3 separate regions of the Mus musculus genome follow, and regions 1 and 3 are each linked to region 2. A link is a loop called in an ENCODE intact Hi-C map of the cell type or tissue named here. Cell type or tissue: left cerebral cortex. All regions are shown on one strand.

Region 1 (5,000 bases), 55 kb before region 2:
GGAACTGCTTTTAATAGTCTACTGTGTATCATTTTTATGGCTTTAAGTTTGCACAAGTAGGTAGGTATATATCTGTTGAGAGACATCTTCCCACTTTATGCATGTAGGTGTACTTCAGTATTTTTAACACCCGCATAAAAATGTCCTGCTGCAGGTTTTTAGAGTTGTTTTGAATTTTGGAACTTTACCATTATGAAGAATATATTTTTCATATGTCATTGCCCTCTGTTGCGTGGTTTATTAGAACAGGGATTGGTGGGTGTGTTAGTTCCTTTCTTTTGTTGCTGTTACTGAATAACATGGTGAAAGGCCACTTAACTTATTTTACTGTAAGATTTCTATCTGTCTTTGCTTTTTATTGTGTGATAACACACTACTATTAAAAGCAATTTTGGGAAGGAAGGGTTTATTTGGATTATAGTCTATCCTCAGGGGAAGACAAGGCAGGAATCTGGAAGCAGGGGCTGGAGTAGAAACCATGGAGGCATGTTGCGTGCTAGCTTGTCCAGCCTGCTCTCTTGTAGAAAGAACCCAGACCATCTATCCTCGGGTGGCCACGCCCACAGTGGACTCGGCTTTCTCCCATCAATCAATAGTCAAGAAAATACTGTACAGACTCACCTACAGGCGAGTCTCACCATGGGGGCATTTTCTCAGTTGAGGTTCCCCTTTTCCAGATAGCTCTAATTTCTGTCATGTTGACAAAAAACCTGAGCAGCTCGGTTTCAGGAGGCTAGATGTCCACCATGGCAGAGCAAGCAAGTAGGAGGGAACAGGGAGCTGAGGATCATGCCTCATTCTCACACAGGGAGCAGAAGGAGGAAGAACTGGAGTGTGCCGAGGCTATAAACTCTAAAAGCCTGTCCCCAGTGAGCTCTTCCTCTGTGTTCCAGAGTTTCATAACCTCCCTCCAAACAGTACCACAACTGGGGACCAAGTATTCAAATACAGGAGCCTGTAGGGGACATTTTCCATTCAGACCACCACAGTAGATCATATTTTAAGAACTTTTAATGTCTTTTTTTTAAAGATTCATTTATTTATTATATGTAAGTACACTGTAGCTGTCTTCAGACAATCCAGAAGAGGGAGTCAGATCTTGTTACGGATGGTTGTGAGCCACCGTGTGGTTGCTGGGATTTGAACTCCGAACCTTCGGAAGAGCAGTTGGGTGCTCTTAACCCACAGAGCCATCTCACCAGCCCCCAACTTTTAATGTCTTGATGCTGATTTTAGAAAGTATGGTGGTTTTTTACTCTTTTGAGAAGTTTAAAAAAATTAAGGGGCGGTGGCAGCACACTCCTTTAATCCTAGTGCTTACAAGGCAGAGGCGGGCTGATCTCAGGAGTTCCAGGCCAGCCAGCCCATACAGACAGACAGACAAAAGCATTGTAGGAAGATCACAGTAGCAAACATGCCAGAGAGGGAGACTTGCTGTAGCTCACAAGTTACTTGCTTAAAGTTTTATCTGCTGCTCGAATTATTTGGCCTTAATTTTCAGATAAAATTACAGTCACACTCCACACAGTACAAAAATATGCTGTAGATTTAGTGCTGTGGGATTTGGTATGCATCCTGGCTTCCCTTCTGTTCTTTTTAAAGAATTGATGATATTTAATTTAACTTAGTATTTTATAATTAATATTCATGTAATATACTTTATTTATATAGCCATGAACGAGTAAAACTCATACTTGACAGTATTCTAAATGCAAACTGTTTAAGATTGTGCTGCTCATGAAGATACTTAAAACCTTTACTAAGTTTTTAAAGTTGTTGTCAACCAGTGTCCTGGTTTTTCTTTAAAATTTTTCTTAATTGAATATTTACTTCCAGACCGAAACCATTATTGTTCAAAGGAGATCACAGATATCCCTCATCAAATCCTGAGAGTCCAGTGGTCATCCTTTATTCTGAGATTGGCCATGAAGAATTTTCTAATATTCACCACCAACTTATATCAAAAAGCAACGAAGGCAAAATTAATTATGTATTCCGACATTATATATCTGTAAGTATTGACTTATTTTACAATTTCTTGAATATTAATTTGTTTAAAATGACTTTTACAAATAACTTAATTGGAAATTCTTTTTTTTTTTTTTTTAGAAATCCAATACTTTTATCAGATCTCTCTCTCTCTCTCTGTACTTTCTTTCACTTGTTTCTTTCTCCCCCCCAATCTCCCTTCCTCTCTTTAATTTTTTTTTTTTTTTGAAACAGGGTCTTACTGTGTTACCCTGGCTAGCCTTGAACTCACTCTGTAGAGCAGACTGACCTCAAAGTCATAGAGACCCCCCTGCTTCCCAAGAGCTGGGATCAAAGGTGGTTACACAGAACATTCTTAAATTAATTAATGTTCTTACTTTCTTGATTGCTCTCCACTCATTCTTCTCCATTCACTGAGCAGTCTCTCAGTTGAACTGAACAAGCTGCACCCAGCTAGCCTGCTTGCTCAGGGTTTCCTTGTTTCCACCTTCCACAGGTTAGAATTACAAGCAAGCTGCCACAGCAGTCTGGGTGCTAAGGATTTGAGCGTTGGCCTCTTGCTTGGGTGGCAAGGGCTTACCTGCTACGGCACTTGCTTGGTCTGCATCAGATCTCTTACTTGCACATGGGTGGTGCCTTCCTTGCTTGCTTTTCCAAAGAAACGTCAAAAAAATTACACTTAAAAAATGGGATAATCAAATTGTTTTGATTTTAAAATGAACTGCAGTGAGCTAGGTATGATGAGTGATTCCTATAATCTCAGCACTTGAAAGTTTGAAGCAGGAGGATTACTGTGAATTCAAGGCTATCTGGAGCTACGAACTGAGATCCTATGTCCTTTAAAATTAAACCAAAAAACAGATACTAGGAATTGTGCAAACTTTTGTATGTTAACATTTAAGATAGTCATCCAACTGTCCATGAACCTTAGGCTATTGAGTGTTGAGCCCTCATGTCTCCTGGTAAGTGAGCTCTTAGCCTCCTGAGCTGTGTCCCCTAGGCTCTCCCCTAGGGGACCTGTTTGGAAGCACAGTCTTGTTGAGTTGTCTAGGTATTGTTGAGTTATCTGGGTGGCTTTGGAATCCTCCAGGAAGACTTTGAACTTGCAGTCCCCCTGCCTCAGCTGTGACCACAGGTCCAATTCACCAGGCCTAGCTAGAAGTGATTATTGAGATCTCTGTGTGTATTTGAGCTTATATGTTTGTGGGGTGTGCGTGGGCAGCTGTGTTCTCTTCTGGGGTCCACATTTTCCACATTTCCACATTTTCTTTTTGAGATCTTTTTTTTCCTTTAAAGTGTCTTGACAAGAAAATTTTGACTCTTGTTCAAGAGGGTGTGCTCCTCCCAAGCAGAAGAGCAGCACTCTGGGGGCAGGAGATGCACCAGATTCTAATGCACTCATGACCGTGTCTGTTCCCAATGCCTGGGCTGCCTTGCCGTCTGTCACAGGAGACTTTAAATGTTTTAATAGAATCAGGGCAAAAAGACATGGAAAGGGAAAGCAGGTCGGCCGCTTTTAGTCACTTAAGTTCCAAGAAAGCAGGGCTGATCTGTAAGCATGACTGGGGTGGAGGGGAAGCAAATTCAAACATTTGCCTCAGAGTCTTACAAAGTGGGAAGATACTGGTATCTTCTCCCAGACACAGTGCAGTGTCTGATAGCAGAGACTAATACTTTATCTTACAAGTCCCTCCTCTTACTGTACGTGTTCTGTTGTTTACACTCATTAGGAAGATGTTGGCTCTTTCTCCATCCTTTCTTAGAGTAAGAAACTGCTATGGGAAGGGGTCCTTCTTTAGTGATAGCTGACCCAGTAAGTCTGAGTTAGGACTCTAATACAAGAAAGTAATTATTCCATCTCTTTCATTGGCATGGCCTCCCTGGGGGTATTTGGCCAGAGGTTGACCTTGTCCCATTGGAGTGTTAAGCCTCCACCCAGGCTGCTTCATGACCAGGAAGAATTTTTCTTAGCAGGCCTTCATTATTACTTTAATACCCACACCCCAAGAGGTAACCTAAGAATCATTTAGGAACTAGATGGAAGGTCAGAGCCCCAGACACTTGGCCTTTCTAGTCTCTAGCAGGGATGGGCCTGCCAGGGCTCCCAAGGATGTTTCTGGATTTTTGCTAAGAGAGAAACTAGTTGTTCTCATTGAGGGCTTTTACCCTAAACTGTGCAGCCAGTTCTCTATCTCCTGTTCTCATCTTCCTTCGCTCTGAAGAGGTAACTCTAATGCCATCGTAGCGTTGGGCCAATGACCCATCTCAGCTGATTTCATACAGCTGAATTTGGGGTGTCAGAGTCACAGTTTTGGGGTACCCCTCCAGGGAGCCTATCTAAAAAACCTCAACTGTTAGATGTAGGGAGGAAAGAATCATTGACTGCTGTCTGGAAAGATGTGAGGGAGCTGTGTTACCCTAGGCAGGGAGAAGCCAGAGACATTGGGCTCACAAGAACATCCGTCTGTTGGGTCCTTCTCATGGTTCTCTTGGCCTCCACGGCTGACTGGACAGCGATGAAACCAAGATCTGTTTTCATGCACTTTGAAAGCTGTTGGACAGACTAGAAACAGTGCAGAGTCTCCCCCGGATCCTTCCAGAGGGACAGAGAGAAGACATTTAGCTAGCATTTGATTTTTTTTTTCTCTCTTTTTTTTAAAGGTTAAAACAATACTGAGCCTTTCTTACTTGGATAGTCATTGAAGTGTTTAATTGAGCCAAAATCTGAGGTCTTATATCTGGGTAGCTTTTTTTTTTTTTTTTTTTTTTAATTAAGAAGAAAATCACTGGGCTGGAGAGATGGCTCAGTGGTTAAGAGCACTGACTGCTCTTCTGGAGGTTCTGAGTTCAATTGCCAGCAACCACATGGTGGCTCACAACCATCTGTAATGGGATCTGATGCCCTCTTCTGGTGTGTCTGAAGACAAGTACAGTGTGCTTACATATAATAAATAAATCTTTAAAAGAAGAAGAAGAAGAAACTCACCAATGAGACACAATCTAGGTAACAG
Region 2 (5,000 bases):
TTTTCAGCTTTTACCGTTACGTCTTAGAGCCGGAGATTTCTTTCACTGCAGACAGCAGCTTTGCTAAGGGACCGATAGCAAAGTTTCTGGATATGCCACAGTCTCCGCTGTTTACTTTGAATCTGAACACACCTGAGAGTTGGATGGTAGAATCTGTCAGAACACCATATGATCTGGATAATATTTATCTAGAAGAGGTAGGGATGTAATTGTTCTCGACTATCGCATCATGTATAAGTTAAATCTATCCATCATTCAGTCAGTGGCGATTCCTGAACTGAGTGGTGGAGATGGCGCTCACATCACACATCAGTGCTCCCTTACGTTGATGCTCCCTTACGGCAGCTGCTTTATTCAGATGCCTTCCCGCTCAGAAGTTGCGGTGTGTGCGTGGACTGCTGCTCCCACCCTTGCTCTCTCAGCTTAGTCAGCTTTGGTTGTCCTCAGAGTTGGTCGGCTCCACGTCAGTGTCAGTCACTCCTCTCATCCTCTCCTGATTGACAGGAAGCAGTGCTAGGGAGGGGCATTCATTAGGGCTCCTAAGAATGCAGCCTGTGGTGCTAGGGAGGAAGTGGCCTGATCTGGGTGCCAACCAGGAAGCAAAGAGAGGAGAGTCCCAAGGGCTTCCGCCTTTTTCTTGTCTAACTCATTTCAGGATCCCCAGCCCACGGAGCAGTGCTGCACATTTAGTGTGGGTCTTTCCTCCTGAATTGATCCTCTCTGAAAGGCCCTCACACATGCCCAGAGGTGTGCTTCCAAGCCTAGTCAGATCTGGTCATCACAGTCCTCAAATACCCACTCCCAGTTGTCCCCGGCAGTTAGGAACTGTTTCTGATCTGACACTGTGTCTAAATCATTACCCAACGGGTGGTCTTCGTGGCTGTAGTGGGTGGTTTGTGACACATTCCTTCTGTCATAGAATCCAGGATGGAGCTCTAGCCCTCAGCCTCGGTGGCAGCCAGTGCTTTCCCCCTCGTGATTGTTGCCCTGACCTGGCAGATTACATGTGTAACAGTAATTACATGTGTCATGTGCTTTAACTCTGGTCTTTCAGGTGGACAGTATAGTGGCTGCTGAGTATGAGCTGGAATATCTGTTACTAGAAGGTCATTGTTACGACATCACCACAGGCCAGCCCCCTCGAGGACTACAGTTCACTTTAGGAACTTCAGCCAACCCAACAATTGTGGACACAATTGTGATGGCCAATCTGGTAAGTAATCAGTTTATCGATAGTACAACTTCCGTGATGGTTATTTAGACACTGTAATTTATGACAGAACAGTTAGCATTCTGAACCTTGGTGTGAAATAGAACTAACAATGGACTGCTGTGTAAAGTCCCTGCTTGCTCTCCGTGGAGCACTGCAGGCGCCACTGCACTGCCCTGCTGAGGCTCTTTGCCTCTTAGCTTATTGGTTGGTAGTTTTTTGGTTTGGTTTGTTTTACTTACCTCTGGTTTGTTAATTATCTTTTAAACTTTCTTTAATTATCATGGTAATAAGACCCTGAGTTCAGTACCTAGTTCATGAGAGGGGATGGGGTAGATAGGCTGTCATATACACATACATGATCTGCATGTAAATGAAAATGTAAGCATTCATTAGAAACATTTAAATGTAAAGAGACCTGAGCCTGTACTCTGTTTGTGTCCTAGGGATATTTTCAGCTCAAAGCCAATCCGGGAGCCTGGATTCTGAGACTGAGGAAGGGGCGCTCAGATGACATTTATAGGATCTACAGGTAGGACAAGGAGACGGCTTCATTGTAGAGACTGAGCTTTAATTGCGCATTATCTGGGCTTACCCCAGGCATCGTGCGTTATAGTCGAGTTCATGATAAAGCCAAGCTTCTCAGAAGAGTAAGTGTGGGAGAAGTTGTAGGGGATGGGTTGGTTAGCAAGGGGTCTAAGTGCTGATCAGAGCGAGGTCTGTTCTCCATTGCTTTCCCTGTCAGCTCTTATCAGAAGGATGCAGATAGCAGGCAGGAGCTCTGACCACTTGATGAGAGCTGACTGGAAACAGCAGGGTCGGTCCTGTTCAGTACGCTGATGGGAGGTGTTTATCATGACCCCGGCTGTTTTGTACATGCACAGAACACATGAGCTTTGACTGTGTAGTCTGACTGTCGGTCCTGGTCCCTGGGCTGCAGTTGTGTAGGCGTACTCCTACACCAGCCTGTCAGTGACAGGAATTGTCTTAAAGTTCAAACGAACCCCAGAACACCATTTTAAAAATGTGGTCTCTATCCTGTTTAACACAGTTTAAACTCGTCCTTAGTTCTGTGCCAGTTTGTGTAGGGAATGGTTTTCATTATGGTTTCTGTGAACAGCCTAATGTGTGTATTTGCTTTGGCTTCATGGCCTTTTACTTGACATGGAGAAGCAGTGTGGTTTAGTGGGTTTGGTTTTGGTTTTTCTCTCACCCACGCTTGAACTGGACTCAAGTGAGTCTTCTGCCTTAGTCTCCTGTAGCTGAGACCTCAGGCGTGTGCCTCCATACCTAGCTTGTGCAGATTTCTTATTCAATAACTTAGAATTTTGTGCTATAGTAATGTCCTTATTGTAAATAGTAGGCTTTTCCCTGATTCAGTTATTTTCCCAAGAAGGCTTCACAGAATGTTTCTTCTATGGGCCCTGTCCATCTTCTTCCTTGCCTGGGGCTGTGGTGCCGTCCTCTCTGCTGTCTAGGGTTCCTGTCTTCCGAGGCTTCCCAAATGGACAGCCTGTGATTCTGGAATCTTCTGTGCGCCAGCTTTCTCCTCTCCTTTTGCTGCCTGCTGAGTGACAGCACATGCAGTGGCTTCCTCACATTGCTGCCTGGAGAGTGAGATGAGGAGGAAGCGAGTACTCACAGTCGTCCTGCTCTGCCTTGTGGGCCTCGGACCAGAGCGGCTGCACTGTGGGCTTCCTACCAGACACAGAATTGAGTCTGTGCTCTAAACTTGGCTGGTTGTGCCGCCTCTCACACTGTAGCCTAGGCTGGCTTTGATCGCAGTTGATCTCCCTGCTGCTTCCTGTTGGGGTTACAGGTGTGAGTCACCACACTCTGCCAAGAGTTAAACAGCAGAAGCGGCTCCAGGGATGGGCCTGAGTGTGCAGACTGTGAGCGGACAAGCTTTGTCATGATCTGACCAGTGCTTGTCCTGCCTGAGAGCCCATTGATGTTTGCCTGCTGTAGGAAGGAAGTCAGCTCACGTCCCTAGCCTAGAGATGGAGATTTCCAGGAACACTTCTTTGTCCTGTAAAGGTGTTTCTTTCAGACTGTGAGGAAACTGTTGGTTTTAAAAAGTGTTTCTACAATGAAGATGGGCAAGCACAGCCCATCTTGTTGTCTGAGTATTTACCGCATTTTGGGATTGTGATTTCTTTCTCTGTCTTACTTGTCTCTAAGCCATGATGGTACAGATTCCCCTCCTGATGCAAACGACGTTGTTGTCATCCTCAATAACTTCAAGAGCAAGATCATCAAAGTGAAGGTGAGTCTGCTCGGCTTTGTCAGGGAACAGACAGCAGTCCCCCCCTGTGGCCGTGGCCAGCCACTGTCAGGGAACAGACAGCAGTCCCCCCCTGTGGCCGTGGCCAGCCACTGTCAGGGAACAGACAGCAGTCCCCCCGTGGCAGCCGCTGTCGGAGGTACTAACACTTGTGACCGTGCTAGGAGAGCCCTCTCGCGGTAGTTCATTAAGACACTGTTTTAATGTTCTGTTTTGTGTTAATTACTGTTGTGATTTTTACCTTGCCTAACTTACCAATTAAGCATTAGTACAAATAGAGTGAACAAAGCTGTAATATGTATACAGGGTTCTCTACTCTTAGAGTTCATGCATCCAGTAGGGGCTTGGAATGTCTCCATTAGATGAAGTAGGACTGCTGCATTTGGAAGTCATTTTGGTATTCCATTTGGAAGTGGCTTTTGGTTGGTTGGTTGGCTTTTGGATTTTGTTGTTGTTTGTTTTAATAGTTCTAGGGATGCTGCTTAAGAAAAATGTCTTAGTGAAGATAAGATTCTAGCTTTCTTCAGCCAACAGATTGTCACTTTTGGTAATCTCAGAGTCCCATTTTGTGCAAAATGTCCCCACAGAGACTTTGTGTACTCCCCTCTCCATTCTGATTGAGACAGGGTCTCACTATTTAGCCCTGAAGCCCTGATTGACCTGGGACTTGCTATGTAGACCAGGTTGGCCTCGAACTCACAGATATGTTTGACTGCCTCCCAAGTATCAGGATTAAAGGCATTGCACCTGGCTCAGCTTTGCCATGTTTTTTTTTTTAAGTTTTATTTATTTATACACATGTAAATGTGTTTATGTGAATATATGACACTCGTATACCTGTGAAGGGCACAAGAGAGCATTGGTATCTCTTAGAAATGGAGTTACAGGTTGTTGTGAACTATTCAGTATAGTTGCTGGGAACTGAACTCAGGTCCTCTGGGGGAGCTGTATGAGTGTGCTCTGAACCACTGAGCTATCTCTCCAGCTCTGGCTTGGGCGCTTTCATACCCACAATTCATAGAGTTAGTATTTTAGTCTCAGAAGACTGTGGGAAATTCCACTGGCAATTCAACAGTAAGATTATAGTTTTTATAGGCAGGATGGTGCACACCTGTAGTCTCAGAACTGGGGAGTTAGAGGCAGGAGGATCAGGAATTTAAGGTCAGCCTAGACTGCATAGTGAGTTTGAGGCCATCTTGAATGATATGAGACACTGCCTACAAAACCAAACACAGAATACAAACAGGTGATTTTATTTAGTCTTTTCTTACTCTCTTTCTCTTCAGCATTTTGAAATCCTAAAGTAAAATGATTGTAGGATAAGTAACTGTTACACATGGTAAAACCTAAAGTCAGCCATTGCGAGGCTGAACAGGAGGGTGATTGCTGCAGGGAATCTTTTGTGGTAGAAGTCCTGAGCATGGACCACCTGATGCGCCTCTCTCAATGGTTCCTGTGGGCCGCATTCTTCCCTTGAAGTTGTCAGCTAGAGAAGTTGTCTTCTGG
Region 3 (5,000 bases), 180 kb before region 2:
CCAGCACAGTTTGCTGCTTTTCTGAAACAAAACATGCTGGTGAGGAAAGCTTTTCCTCCTGGCACCTCCTCCTGTCTCTTTGGTGAGTATTGCTTTCACCTGCTCGCCTAGGCTTACTGCTCTCCTCCCTGCCTCTCAGTGTTCCCTGCTCTCCACTGGTTTTTTCTCTTCCTTTCTCTCTGTCTCCCAGCTCCTTGTACTAGCTCCCTTGCTTATGTTCTCCCTATTGGTTTCTCATGGTGGCATTTCTTGCTTTCTCACTTTTTTCTGCCACGCTCCTTGGCTCTGAGTCTCCCTTGTATGCTTGTATGCCTGTGGCCTGCTTGCCTTCATGTGAGCCTGCATTTTCCTTGTCTGTTTTCTCCCTGCCTTGGTTGTTTCCATCCTGATTGCTGCAAGTACAAGAGAGCTGCTTAGAGCACTCCTCTGTCTTAGGCTGGTACATTCATCCCTAAGCAGCCCTTGATTCCCTCACTGTAGCCCCACGCCAGCAACCCCAATGTTCATTGGCCTGCTGTCTTGCTCACTACAAAAGAGACTTCTGAGGTTACAGAGCAGGAAACTGAGAAAGTCTAAAGGTTATCAAGCCTAGGGAGGCAAGGGACGTTTGCCTTTATACATAGTGATCTGTTTGAGTTAATGGAAGTTCATATCCGTAGACCTGGTTGGGACATGGGCCACTTTTGTCTTATTTGGGCAGCAGCTGAAATGCTACCTCACCTAGTAGTTCCTGAGAGCCAGCAACTCCTGGTAGCAGTCTGTCTGCCTTACCACCATTTGACAAGCAAAGCCCTCAGCCTCAAGTACCTAATGCATGATGGAGGCTGCGGAAGCCCTGGGAAAACTCCCTTGTGCAGAGGATTAGGTGGCCTGCCTGTGGATGTTCCTTATAGGCTGTTTACTGTCCCCAGCTATGGGACAGCTTGGGAGAAGGTGTATAACAGGGAAATGACCAGCTTCTTCGAGTCTGGAAAGTGCAGAGAAAACTGTTTACTTAGTTCTCTGATGGGGTTGGTTCTGCTAGATGATGTCAGCATGCCTTTTATCCTTTGTTTGGTTCCCAACAGCTCAAGGCCCCTTGTCTCCCTACTCCAGGGCAACTGAGATAGGCTGAGTTATCTCTGAGATATTCCAAGTCAGGTCCCCAATGGGTGGGACAACCTGTACCTGTGTCCCTTTTCCTGTGCAACTTCCACATGTCTCTTCTGGATGGCTTGGCTTGTGGTATTTATAAGTTATAGAAGATCTTACCTCAGCTCTGTTTCTTAGTTCCCATTTCATCAGAATCAGTGGAGGACATAGAGAAAGAAGAGCTTCGGGTCCAGCTTAAGAGGCACCATTCTTCCAGTCCTCTTCCTGGAGCAAAGCCTTCCAAGCGACCAAAGATCAAAGTGTCCCTGATCTCCCAAGGGGACACAGTTGGAGGACCTTGCACTCTTTCTCAAGGTGGAACACCTGAAGGTGAGTCTTTTGTGCTGTCTTTGATAAAGGCTGATCAGCGTTCCCAGGCTTGGCAGGCAACCCAGCCTCTGTCAGTCAATGGTCACCTGGAACAGAGATGGTCTGAGGTCACACATGGTGGAAAGTGGTAGTCACCTGTCTCAAGAAGGGAGACAATATCAGAGTACTTGTGGGGCCATTTAGAACATTATACACTTTGTCCATTTGGGGTTTTAATTAAGGTAATAGACAGCTTAAAAAATGGAAGGAAGGAAGAGAAGAACCCCAGCTGTCCCTGAATAGCATAGCTGTTCTTTTTCATTTTCCATCTTAAATTCAGCCTTGGTTTAGGGGCAAGTTAGGACTGAACTTTGGTCTTGGTTATTCTGCAGCTGCCGGAGGGAAGCCCATCACCATGACCCTGGGAGCTTCAGCAGGAGCCAAGGAACTCACTGGACTTCTCACTACAGCCAAGTGAGTCTGTCTGCCTTTGCTCTCCTAGTCTTCCTCCTGTTCACTCAACTTCTGCTTCGTTTGGTCTTCAGGGAAGTTGAGATATTCTAGAGTCAGTTGTAGGCATGTGACTTTTTTCTGATTGGGAGCTTTCTTTCTGACAGAGCATCCACTGACTTTACCCAGGACTTGAGTTCTTTCATTTAGGCCTGGCTTTTAGAAGGATAGAGGTGGGGCTTAGGAACTGAAACAGAAACCAAAGATTCTTCCTTGCCTGACGGACGGACTTCACTCGGGATACCCCTTGTGGCTGTGGGCTGCTGCTCTTTGGATAACAGGGCTCCTTCCTTTATTTCCAGGTCAAGTTCTTCTGAAGGTGGAGGTACAGCCAGCACAACCCCATCTGTGGCTTCCAGCAGTGCCACACCTAATGCTATCCACACGCTGCAGAGCCGCTTGGTGGCCACTTCTCCAGGCAGCTCCCTTCCAGGTATCTTGTCTTGGATCTGCTGCTGCAGGGGGTGGTCTTAGACCAGTTCTGGAACTGGAGCGAGAAAGAGTAGCTCTGCTCTCCCAGTGGTAGCAGAAGCTAACGGGAACTGGAATTAGCTTGTCTTTACTGTCTGTAGGGGCTGTGTCCTTTACTGTGAGGATAGACAGTTGCCTGTGTTGTTTCTTCTTTTTCATACCTCCAACTAGATAAAGCTGGAGGTGGTGCTGAACTGAACTTCAGCAAAGTGAGATGTGTTTTACCTCTTTGATATCTACTTTTTCTGAGCCTAGCCTGCCTGGAAGGGCTGATTGCCGGTACCATGGGTTAGGACATTGCTGAATTACCTCTCCCTTAAGATTTTACTTTCAGGTTGTTGGACTATATGTAATGTGGTCAGGTATCAGAATCCACTTGCTTTATTCTTTCTTTTCTGTAGAAGTAATTGAATTTGTGTTTCTGAAAAGTGAGATTCAAGCTCTCCGTTTTTCTGTACAAAGTGCAGGACTGCTGGCTTAGAACAGGTTGGAAAAGTAAATCCAAGGCAGTGTCTGGCATAGCACCTGTCCTTGTGTAGTAACTTCTGTGTGTGCTGGGAAGGCTTTCCTGGTATCTTTCTGAGGGCAGGGTAGTGCTTAAGGGCAAGCTTAGGTTGTTGTAGGATGAAAGTGCTATAGGCTGCTTGTGGGTAATACCCGGGACTGATGTCTGCTGCATCTGCCATGTCCTCTCCTAGGGACCGCTTCAGCCAGCAGCCTCCTCCAGGGCCTCAGCTTCAGCTTACAGGATATTAGCAGCAAGACCTCTGGCCTCCCAGGAAGTCCCTCCCCAGGGCCAGCCCCACAGGTATATCATCTGCTGTACTGGGTAGTGTGGGATAAGAACTTCTTATGGGAGGGATAATATAAAGATAATAAAAATCCTGGAAGAGTACCTTGCTTGCCATGTGCTGAGTGGGCTCTGCAGGCTCTGGTGTTATTGTTGGGTGGTAACTTCTAATCATCTGCTTGTGTCCAATAGGCCACCAGTGTGAAATTGCCAACCCCCATGCAGAGTCTGGGTGCCATCACCACAGGCACGAGCACCATTGTCCGTACCATCCCTGTGGCCACCACTCTCTCCTCCTTGGGTGCCACTCCTGGTGGGAAGCCCACTGCCATCCACCAGCTGCTGACCAATGGGAGCCTCGCTAAGTTGGCAAGCAGCCTACCTGGCTTGGCTCAGATTTCCAACCAAGCATCAGGTAAGTGCCATGAAAATGATGGGGACTTCCAGTTCTGGGTATTTCCAGGTCTTAGATAGGCAAGGTGAACTTTCCTTGATTCTTGGATTCAGCTCTGTGGAACCTGCCCTCAGAAAGGTCTAGAGAACACAGACTGGAGCCCTTCAAATTTACTGACAGCGTAGACCTACCTGCCCAGGAAGAAAGCCAAGATGCTGTTTTGGGAAGAAACTGTTACCTGAAAGTAGAGGCTAGAAATCAGTACCCTGTCTTCCTAACTTTCTCTCTGTCTGTCTGTCTCTTACTTAGGCTTAAAGGTCCCCACCACCATTACTCTGACGCTGCGTGGCCAGCCAAGCAGAATTACCACGCTAAGCCCTATGGGGTCAGGGGCAACGCCGTCCGAGGAGCCCAACTCCCAGATGCTACCATCTAGTTCACAGGTGAGTTGGCCTGGGCAGACCCAGGAAGTGAGCAGGTTCCAGTCCTAGGTAAATGTGGGGCTGGCCACAGTGTTGACCACACCTGCCATTGCGCTGAACTTGTTGGCAGACCAGATTCACATTTGGACTCTGAGTTTCTAGCCTTGTCACTTTGAGCAAGGCAGGACCTCTTTGATTTTCCTTCTCTGTAAAACTGTCTGTTGTGAGGATTGAGATGGTGAAGCTCCAAGGGCATCCGTGACTGGGTAGAATGTTTCTGAGTATTTCTCTCTTCTTCCCTTTCTCCTCCCTTTCTTGGTTTCATCATTCAGACCTTATCAGTAGAGGCTGACTCTTGGACCATGTCTTCATTGCTATCTTTAGGGTTACCCAGGAAGTAGCAGTCGATTCCTCTTAGCGATTCACCTTGCTTTCTTATACCCCCAGGACCACCTGCCCAGGAGCGGCAGTGCTTCTGGTGAGCTGAGCCCTCCCCCGTCAGTGCTCTGCTGGTTACACATATGCAGTGTGATTATGGAAGCCCTTTGTCAGTTACGGTTCCTCTTTCCAGATAACTCTAGCTGTGTCAAGTTAGGGAAAAACAGCAACAAAAAAACCCTAGATCATAGGTGGGGATTAGAGGACGACTTTTTAGAGTTGGATCTTGGTCACTTCAATGTGAGTTTTTACATACAGTAAAACAAACACTGGTTTTATGTTAATCCTTTTTCTGTTACGTGGTTTCTTATGCTTTATCCTGGTCAGTAGATTGCCTTTATTTTATTATTCTTATTTTTTGTGTATGAGTTTTGTCTGCATATGTATGTGTGCATTCCTGGGACCTTCAGAGGTCTGAAGAGGGCTCCACATCCTTTGGAATTGGAGTTAATAAGAACAATTGTAAGCTGCCATGTTGGTGCCAGGTACCAAATTATGACCCTTTGCAGGAACTGCAAGTGCTTTTAAATACTGA

What was found. Peaks named below come from ENCODE experiments on the same cell type or tissue, not always from the same donor. Only the 100,000 strongest peaks of a DNase experiment are listed, where the experiment ranks them.
Region 1: it touches region 2 in a loop (1.9-fold over the local background); 3 of 42 quality-filtered maps call a loop at or near these places.
Region 3: a loop joins it to region 2, with 3 times the contacts of the local background. A loop is called at or near these places in 2 of 42 quality-filtered maps.

What each region holds. Positions count from the first base shown.
Region 1 is chr1:36,213,143-36,218,142 of GRCm38, reverse strand. It overlaps Uggt1 (UDP-glucose glycoprotein glucosyltransferase 1), which reads left to right. Exons shown (of 41, transcript NM_198899.2): 6 at 1,837-2,011. Among named protein-coding and RNA genes, the nearest start is that of Uggt1, 29 kb to the left of the region's middle. In left cerebral cortex, a CTCF peak has its summit at 2,996; a DNase peak (open chromatin) is centred at 26.
Region 2 is chr1:36,158,418-36,163,417 of GRCm38, reverse strand. Uggt1 (UDP-glucose glycoprotein glucosyltransferase 1) reads left to right here. Exons shown (of 41, transcript NM_198899.2): 29 at 8-197; 30 at 1,055-1,213; 31 at 1,657-1,742; 32 at 3,392-3,476. Among named protein-coding and RNA genes, the nearest start is that of Mir6897, 17 kb to the right of the region's middle. In left cerebral cortex, no CTCF peak of the experiment used is centred here; DNase peaks (open chromatin) are centred at 505 and 2,910.
Region 3 is chr1:36,342,299-36,347,298 of GRCm38, reverse strand. Kansl3 (KAT8 regulatory NSL complex subunit 3) reads left to right here. Exons shown (of 22, transcript NM_001310513.1): 15 at 5-82; 16 at 1,270-1,461; 17 at 1,833-1,914; 18 at 2,253-2,383; 19 at 3,120-3,229; 20 at 3,404-3,626; 21 at 3,915-4,048. Among named protein-coding and RNA genes, the nearest start is that of Mir6898, 4.0 kb to the left of the region's middle. In left cerebral cortex, no CTCF peak of the experiment used is centred here; no DNase peak of the experiment used is centred here.